3 separate regions of the Homo sapiens genome follow, and regions 1 and 2 are each linked to region 3. Evidence: chromatin contacts called from ENCODE Hi-C or POLR2A ChIA-PET data. All regions are on one chromosome and are shown on one strand. Each heading gives the region's core, a stretch centred on a gene start or an enhancer-like site at or near the end of the contact. The rest is flanking DNA. Distances are from core to core; before and after follow the strand shown. Region 1 overlaps LINC02937 (long intergenic non-protein coding RNA 2937). Region 2 holds the start of LINC02937 (long intergenic non-protein coding RNA 2937). Region 3 has its middle 91 kb from the start of NFIL3.

Evidence for each region. Hi-C counts contacts between places; a loop is a spot of excess contacts on that map. ChIA-PET counts read pairs that join two places held with the same protein, here RNA polymerase II (POLR2A). Pooled maps may share reads with other maps.
Region 1: a loop to region 3 is called in a map with no recorded cell type, with 14 times the contacts of the local background. The contact joins two enhancer-like sites. A Hi-C loop is called at or near these places in 11 of 37 single-sample maps with no recorded cell type and 5 of 50 pooled maps. POLR2A ChIA-PET finds 5 or more read pairs at or near these places in 3 of 52 experiments (A549, activated CD4-positive, alpha-beta T cell and activated CD8-positive, alpha-beta memory T cell).
Region 2: a pooled map shows a loop between it and region 3 (3-fold over the local background). The contact joins the promoter of LINC02937 here to the enhancer-like site in region 3. A Hi-C loop is called at or near these places in 3 of 37 single-sample maps with no recorded cell type and 3 of 50 pooled maps. POLR2A ChIA-PET finds 5 or more read pairs at or near these places in 1 of 52 experiments (A549).

What each region holds. Positions count from the first base shown.
Region 1 is chr9:91,145,407-91,148,106 of GRCh38, reverse strand. All of the region lies in intron 1 of LINC02937 (long intergenic non-protein coding RNA 2937), which reads left to right. All of the region lies in intron 2 of LINC00484 (long intergenic non-protein coding RNA 484), which reads right to left. Among named protein-coding and RNA genes, the nearest start is that of LINC02937, 17 kb to the left of the region's middle. RefSeq lists enhancers at 252-371, 779-1,346. Within about 2 kb of position 1,411, at least 3 of the 41 ENCODE cell types and tissues checked have a DNase peak (open chromatin) inside an H3K27ac peak, as active enhancers do.
Region 2 is chr9:91,162,007-91,164,706 of GRCh38, reverse strand. It overlaps LINC02937 (long intergenic non-protein coding RNA 2937), which reads left to right and starts at 1,427. Exons shown (of 6, transcript NR_184105.1): 1 at 1,427-1,702. All of the region lies in intron 2 of LINC00484 (long intergenic non-protein coding RNA 484), which reads right to left. RefSeq lists enhancers at 1-20, 1,418-1,467.
Region 3 is chr9:91,513,803-91,516,502 of GRCh38, reverse strand. No RefSeq gene overlaps it. Among named protein-coding and RNA genes, the nearest start is that of NFIL3, 91 kb to the right of the region's middle. RefSeq lists an enhancer at 554-1,753. Within about 2 kb of position 1,347, at least 3 of the 41 ENCODE cell types and tissues checked have a DNase peak (open chromatin) inside an H3K27ac peak, as active enhancers do.

The DNA of each region.
Region 1 (2,700 bases), core at 162-2,661, 370 kb after region 3:
GGAGAGAGAGAGAGGGAGAGAGAGAAAGCAGATTTTTACTATTTTACTGAAACATATCCTAGAAGCCCCATGAATACTTTCACATGTAAACTTAGAACACATTTACCTTTGCAGAGTGCAGAGAGTGCAAGAAAGTTTAACTGAAAACTGTGATAGTTTCTGCTTCTTGATGATTCATCTCTTGCATGATGAGCAATTCTGTACCTGGAAGAAGAGTTGCTGAAATATGTTCCCCAATTGCTTGTTCTCATTTCCACATAATGTGTGTGTGTGTGTGTGTGTGTGTGTGTGTGTGTGTGTGAATGCATTAACAAGTTAGCCAGTATATAAGTTTACATGCTGCTCTTCAATTTCTCCAAAACTTTCTTACGGATCATTTAAAAGCTCAATGATGTCCCTTCAATAGCTCAGCTGGTAGAGCAGAGGACTGTAGCTAATTCCTCATAAAATCTCAATGAGATTAAAAACAAGCAAGCAAGCAAGCAAGCAAGCAAACAAACAAACAAACAAACAAACAGCCCAGAAAGGCAGATGCAAAGAAGCAGCTAAGCCTTCCCTGTGGCTATATGAATGGATGCTCAGGAGGGGCCTTTGCCTGGGGTTAGGGAGTACACAGGCTTCTTTTGTTAGTTTTTGTTTTTTCTGTAGTGAGGTTGGCAAAGCTGCCTCCTCTCCCAGCCTTGAGCTGGTGCCTGGGCCTAGGTGGGTGCTACCGAGGTGTAAAAGAAGTCGGGGCTCTTGTGGACAGAGGGACCACCCACCCCAGGATTTGAAGTTAGGACAGGCTCTCCAGGTGAATTTGGGGGGCCTCATGGCAGCAAAGTGCTATGAGCTCAGGCACACTTGAGGGGCACTGGTGCAGGTGAAACAGAACAACCTGAGGATCTCAGCAGGAGGGACAACACGGAGCTGTCCCTGCACTTAGGGGCACAGCCTGCATGCAGGTCACTGTTCCTACACGGCTGCTGCCCCTGTGGGCATGTCACAGTAAGCCGATCACTGTGACTTATGGATTTTGCAAAAGAGTAGGAGTTTATTCACGAGGCAGTCAAGAGAGGAGGCGGGAGGACAGGTCTCAAATTTGCCTCTCTAAAAATAGGACGTGAGGGTACTTATGGGCTAGAAACCCAAGTGGTCTTGAGGTGAAGGGGGAGGTAATGGGAGTTCATGCAAGCCTGGTGGGGCTGCACGGTTCTTCACCGGACACATGCAGAAAAGGGTGGCACTAACCTGATCTAAGGGTGGAGATTTTAGCCCTCTGACGTCAAAAGGTCACTCTTTGGACACCCACACAGGTTCAGCTGAAGGGCTGGTGGACTCAATGAGCTTGAACTGGACAAGTACTGCCCATAGTTCCTGAAAAACAACTCTAAGTGCTGGTTACTATAGTGACCTATAGTCAGAGCCAGTGTAAGGAAGTCAGTGGGAGTTTAGTGAGTACTGCTCAGCTACGTGGCGTTTAGCTATGCGGATTTTTAGATCAACTAGAAGTATGAGATGAAAAGTAAGCAACTTAATCAAGTGAGCCCTCAGCTTCAGGCACATCCTCTTTCTGCCTCTCATCTCTGCATCTTCCCTTCTTTTGCCCAATTGGGCCCAGCCAGAGAACTCTGCCCCATCTGCTGTTTCACACTGTGAGGGCAGTGCACCAGGGTGCGAGGCCCTTGGTATGCGCAGGCTGAGCTGGTGGTTTGAGCACAGGCCGGGGCATTTTCCACAGTGTGGATTGGGACCCCTTAATGGTCATGGACTTAATTTAATAAGATGTGACTGACATTTTAAAAAATGAAATAAAAATAAATTTTAATGAAAGAGTGCATAATGCTAAGGTTTTTTTGTTTGTTTGTTTTGTTTTTTGTTTTTGTTTTTTTTGAGATGGAGTCTCACTCTGTCCCTGAGGCTGGAGTGCAGTGGCGCTATCTCAGCTCACTGCAACCTCCTCCTGGTTCAAGCGATTCTCCTGCCTCAGCCTCCTGAGTAGCTGGGATTACAGGCATGTGCCACCATGCCCAGCTAAGTTTTGTATTTTTAGTAGAGACAGGGTTTCGCCATGTTGGCCAGGCTAATGCTAAGGTTTTTTTGTCCTTGCTTTTTTTCCTGCTTTCTCCATCATTGTACTTATCAATGTTCATACTATGCAGTGCGTGCATACTGTATCCAAATGCATATTTCATCATGCACCTTGAGATGCTCTTTTCTTTCACTTTCTCCGATGTCACTATCTCTTGGGTTTCTTCTTCCTAGTTCATACAATCAGTAAGTTTTTATTTCTCATTTACTCCTGAAATGCTGGGTTCTCAGGGCTCCTTGCTTTGCCTCGTGATCCTGGTGATGAGAGCTGATGATCTCCATCTTCCTCCTGCCCCAGGCCTGCCTTTCTCAGGAGGGCTAGACCTGCAGGTCCAGCAGCCACATGGTGTCCCTTGGATGCCCCCCGGGGCTGACCCTGGGCCCCATCTCCGTTCTGCCATCCTGCTTCCCTCCTGGGTTCTCCGTCAAGTTGCCTAAGCCTAAATCTAGGCTCTTCCATCTCCATTAATGTGCCACATCCAACTATTCACCAGATGTCATCATTGCTACTGCCTTGGTAGCAACCACCTCTCTTGTCAACCCCAACCCCACCCCAGCTTGGGCCAACATCATGTCTTAAGAGATGCCAGTGGTGGCCACACTAATGTCTGTCCTCCAGCCTCTTTTCCC
Region 2 (2,700 bases), core at 178-2,677, 350 kb after region 3:
AGGGGAATGACCCTTTCTTACCACTGCGTCTTCAGACTGGGGTTGCTTTCTCTCCATCTCACCTTCTCCTGTACCACCTGAGGTACTAAATCTTCCAGGAAACCTTCCTTGAATGTCTTCTGACATCCCAGTGAGGGGCTCCTGATATTCACTTCCATAGTGCTTTGGTCACCTACTGCAGCATAAAACCACTCCAAATTGAATTGCTTTGCTCACAATTGCACAGGCCAGGGATTTGGGCAGGGCTTGGCTAGGCGCTTTTCACAAGGTGGGTCTCCTTTGTGGATGCTGTTTGATGCTGTCCTCTGAAGCCTCCACTGGAGGCTGGAGCTGCCTGTCCAAGCTGGTGGCCTGACACTGCTGCGGGGAGGCACAGGTGGCACTTTGATGAAAGCACCTACACGTAGCCTGTCTCTGTGGCTGGGGCTCTCTCACGGCGTGGTGCCTGGGCTCTGAGAGAGGGGGTCCTGAGAGCAAGTGCTCCAGGAGACACAGCCGAAGCCACGGAGCTCGCTGTGGCCTGGTCTGGAACTTTCACACACCACAAATGCTGCATTTCTGTTGGGTCAAATGTGTCACATAAGTCTGCACAGACTCGGAAGGAGGAGACTTACAGCACCATGCTGTGGCAGGGACAGCAAAGACTGTGTGGCCACGCTTCCTCTATCATGCGTGGCCAGGGTCTTCCCCACCACGACTCCTCCCCTAGGCTGTGCCATCTCACAGGGCTGCCTCCAAGCACATGCCTTCCCCAGCACCACACTCAGTGCTGGCCCTGTGAACACATCTGTGGGACTGATGGAGTAGAAACCTGCTTCAGCAAAAGTCGGGGAGTGGCAAACCTGGGAATGTAGAGAAGCACTCTGTGTGCAACACGTATTTCTTACGTACGCAATGATGGCTGAAGTCCATGCGGAGTTTATCACTACTGGTCAGTTTCAGAGTGTAGGTCAGAACCCGTGAGCCTTCCTTGCCAGAACAGTTTGGAGTGTCACACGAGGACTTCAGCCTGGACACCAGAACCAGGTGGGCAGTGGGGCCCATCACGTGCCACTGTAGTGTGAAGGGACAGGGTCTGCCTGCTGGTCTGCCCAGGGAGAAGATACTCCTAGCTCTTCAGGCTCCTACTCAATCCCCTGACAGCACCCCTTAGCGAAAAGGCACCACCCTCGGCGTCAAGCGCATCTCTGAATGAGGGTCATGGTGAGCTTGTGTTAGGAAAATAGCTCTCTTGCCAATACGCAGGCAAAGTAAGCTTCTGCAATTCTCAAAGTCCCGAGTTTGCAGAATTTTATTTACAGCAAAATGTTGGTTTACCCACAAACATCCTGCTTGGCTAAATATATCTCCTGCTCCTAGAACAGGACCTGTGGTTTTCAAGCATGGGTTTTGGCCTCCCTTCAGCATGCTGGCATGCATGTGCCCTGCTCTTTCTCCTGTGATCATCGGCATGATAGGAGGCGAGTGAGGAACTCAGTGTCTTCTGACACAGGCATCTCACAACACCAGTGCAGCCGGACCGTTGTCTGGTAGGTCTCTGTGCACCCAGGAGGACCTGGGCCTGCGAGAAGTCTGGGGCCCACTGCTGGGTATGCTCGTTTCTTGAGCATCCGAGTCACCTTTACAGTCTGCGATGATTGACGAGGTCAAACAGGACTCACTTGCATTGCCGGGTCTCTGTGGCGACAGGGAGGACTTGGAGGTAGGTGTTCAGGTCAGAAGGGACAGTCCTGACTTCCTCCACCGCTGTCTGCAGAAGCAGAGGCTGAAGCCACAGGCTGCGGGGGTGGGGAGCATGCTCCAGGAAGTGGCTCTCGGTGCTCCTGTCCACAGCCTCTGCAAGGAGAGGCACAGGCCCAGGCAAAGAACACAGTATGGCAAGTGAGGAGAAGGGGAAAAAATCAAATTACACGCTGTTTCTCCTTTGATAGTAGGAAGGCAGGAGGGAAGGGAGCTATGTAGACACAGGAGACGCTCCCAGTTCTGCTGGAGCTTAGGCTGGCCCTGGAGCTAAGCTTTAGCAATCTCCAAGGGAAAAGGATTGTTTAACAGAAAAATGGGGCCGAGGAAATACTGGACTTCAAATGAGAAGAAACTTTTTCAGAATCTTCGTGGCCTTGGGGCTGGTTGTCCTTCCCAGAACCATACTTTGTGGCAGTGGGGAAGTCATCTCTGATCTGAATCCTCCCCGGCCAGGATGTCAAATGGTCATTTACAGAGAATTAGTAACTGACAGGGAGAGGAGAGAACACCCTTCTTTGCCTGTGAGTGATGGCTGAGTCACACGCAGTGTGCGGTGATGGGCAACCATTATTTTTTGTTTGCTGAAATAATTTCATGGTGCAGATTGGTAGGGAGAGTTCATTTTTGAGAAAAGTCAGTTTCCTGTATTTGAGCAAAGAAACCACAAATCATTCTTTAACATTAGTAAATTTCTGTAAAGCACGAGTTGTCCTAAGTGAGGTGCGAGTGACACGAATCTTTTCCTCAGGCACAGAACTGTCATTCCTGCACTCTTGCGAGCCAAGGGTTAAATATTCAGGAATGTTCTGCCACCTGTTCTCAGGCAGCAATTTGAGCCTGGGAGGCCGCCCAGACAAGGACATGACAGCCCCCTCATGCCCCTTGCAGTTCTGAATGCCTCTCATCAATCCCGGGGTCTTGGGGGAATGGCAGAAGGATCCCCATCACAGTGGGGTC
Region 3 (2,700 bases), core at 98-2,597:
TCTGTAATCCCAGCTACTCAGGAGGCTGAGGCAGGAGAATCACTTGAACTGGGGAGGCAGAGGTTGCAGTGAGCTGAGATTGCGCCACTGCACTCCAGCCTGGGTGACAGAGTGAAGCTCCATTTCAAAAAAAAAAAACAAAAAAAAACAGAAATGTATTCTCTCACAGTTCAGGAGGTCAGAAGTTCAGTATCAGTTTCAGTAGGCTGAAATCAAGGTTTCCCTGCCAATTTGCAGTGCTGCTTGCATTCCTTTGCTTGTGGCCAGATCACTGCAGTCTCCACCTCTGTCTTCACATGGCCTTCTCTTCTGCGTGTGTCATCTCCCCGTCTTTTACCGACACTTGTGATGGCATTTACAGCCCATCCAGATAATCCAGGATAACCTCCTCATGTCAAGATTCTTAACCACATCTGCCAAGACCCTTTTTCTTTATAAGGTAACATTTACTGGTTCCAGGGACTAGGACCTGATATCTTTGGGTGGCCGTCCACCTACTATGTAAGGTAAATTCAGGGATTGAATAAGGAAAGACTGTCACCTATGCAGCTGGAGGTTCATCATTGGAACATGCTTTCACTTTAGTGGAAACAGAAAGATTCTCTAATTCCTTAGAACCAAAAGCTTTGGGCTCTTCTTTAGTTCACATTGTACTAATTTGTGATTGCTTTAAAATCCAGAACTGGGTAAGATTTTTCCCACTTTAACCCCAATTCTTTTTACACGTTTTGCCAATGGGTTTGAAAGACGTAATGGAATTGACTACCCTTTCATAAAATGAAATTGTAGTTTTCATAAAACTCATAGTTTGCATTTCTGAAAAAAGAGAAAAGAGAAGTAGTTTTCTTTTGGGGGGCCAAAATAGCTGTTTCTTAATTTATAAACCAGGCATTGAGTCTGATTTGAGTCACTGTCTTTTTTCTTCCTATGTAAGTGGACATTTTAATAGTGAAAGTCCAGAAAACGACTGTGGCGTGGGCTGATTCTGAGCTGGCATTTAGCTGCTTGATAAGACGAAAGGAAGGAGGCGCGTAAATGAGTGCTTGATTACTCTCTGCCGCCTGCAGCTCCTCCCCCGCCATCCACTGTGAATCATGTTGCAGCAACAGCACATGCCAGACAAAGACACTGAAGTCTATGACATCGCTTGCAAAGAAGTTGTATTAAATGTCCTCAGTGAAATGACTTCAGAAAGTTCTCATTATGTCAACCAATCTTCACCTCACAAAATGAGAGCTGGGGTCAGAGAGAAACAAAGAATGTTTTTGTGGCACACTGCAACCAACGCAGAGTTTATGTGGCAGATGTTCATCCAGCCACGCAATGCAGATGACTTCATACGTGGGGGAGTCTGCTTACCATTGCATCGGCTGCTTCTCCCCCAGAACTACATCATCACCACTTCTTGAAGGCAGTTTTTATGAGCAATGGAGAACACTATGAACATAGCTGGGACCAGTGTGTTTTTAACTAGTTTTGTGTCTCTGAAGCAATCCCAAACTAACCTTTTTTTCTTTTTCATATCTAATTTTCTAACTCATGATTTAAAAAATGATGTCTGTGTTTAAATGCTTTAAGTACCTTTTTTTCATGCTTTCAGTACCTTTCTCTTTATTCTGTATCTCTTGTGATTTGGGTTGCTAATATCTTACTAATTAACATATTTTAAATATACAGCTATGTGGTTAAGGTGTTAAATTGGATTTTTTTAAAAGAATAAGATGTAGGCTGGGCACGGTGGCTCATACCTGTAATTCCAGCACTTTGGGAGGCCGAGGCGAGTGGATCACTTGAGCTCAGGAGTTCAAGACCAGCTTGGACAATGTGGCGAAAACTTGTCTCTACCAAAAATACAAAAAAAAAAAAAAAATTAGCCCAGCATGGTGGTGCACACTTTTGGTTCCAGCTACTTTGGAGACTGAGGTTGGAGGATTGCTTGAGCCCTGGATGCAGAGGTTGCAGTGAGCCAAGAATGCACCACTGCACTCTAGCCTGGGTGACAGAGTGAGATCCTGTCTCAAAGAAAAAAAAAATTATTTTAGAATTCTAATCCAGATTCACTTCCTTCCCCAATGGCCAACTGAAAATGACAAAAAGAATGAGCAATAGAGAAGAAACCAATTTCCTTGAAAATACATGCAAAACCATAGGTTAAAAATAATAACTGCAAAAGACAATACATTTTGGATCACACTGGGACATAACACCAAGAAGCATATGCAACCCCACAGGTCATTTCCAGCTGACAGTTTCCCATAAAAGGGTAGCACAGCCCTAAGGGGTGCAATCAAGGGTCCTGGCTAGGGTGTCCACACCTGGCATTTTGGATGAGCCAGGCGGGGGGGAGATCATCAAGATGCCTAGAATTTCTGCAAAGCATGTGGCAGTCAGCTTAGTATGAGCTGCTCTATTACCCCAAATATACTCGAACATCCAGGCTTTGCTACAAACCACATGGGCCTGCTTTCCTTGGAATGGCCCATTGAGATTAGTGAGCAGACACTGGGTCCTTGCACAGAGGACACTGCATCCATGAGAAAGTCCTTCCAGAACCCCTGAGTTCAGGAGACCGCCCCACCTCAATCTGTCCCTTCCCCACACAGCTCTTAGCAAATCCTCATTAACATGAACAATAATTCCCCAAAAAGAGAACAATGACAACAAACAAAGACAGAGGAATAATATACATCAGAAGTAAAA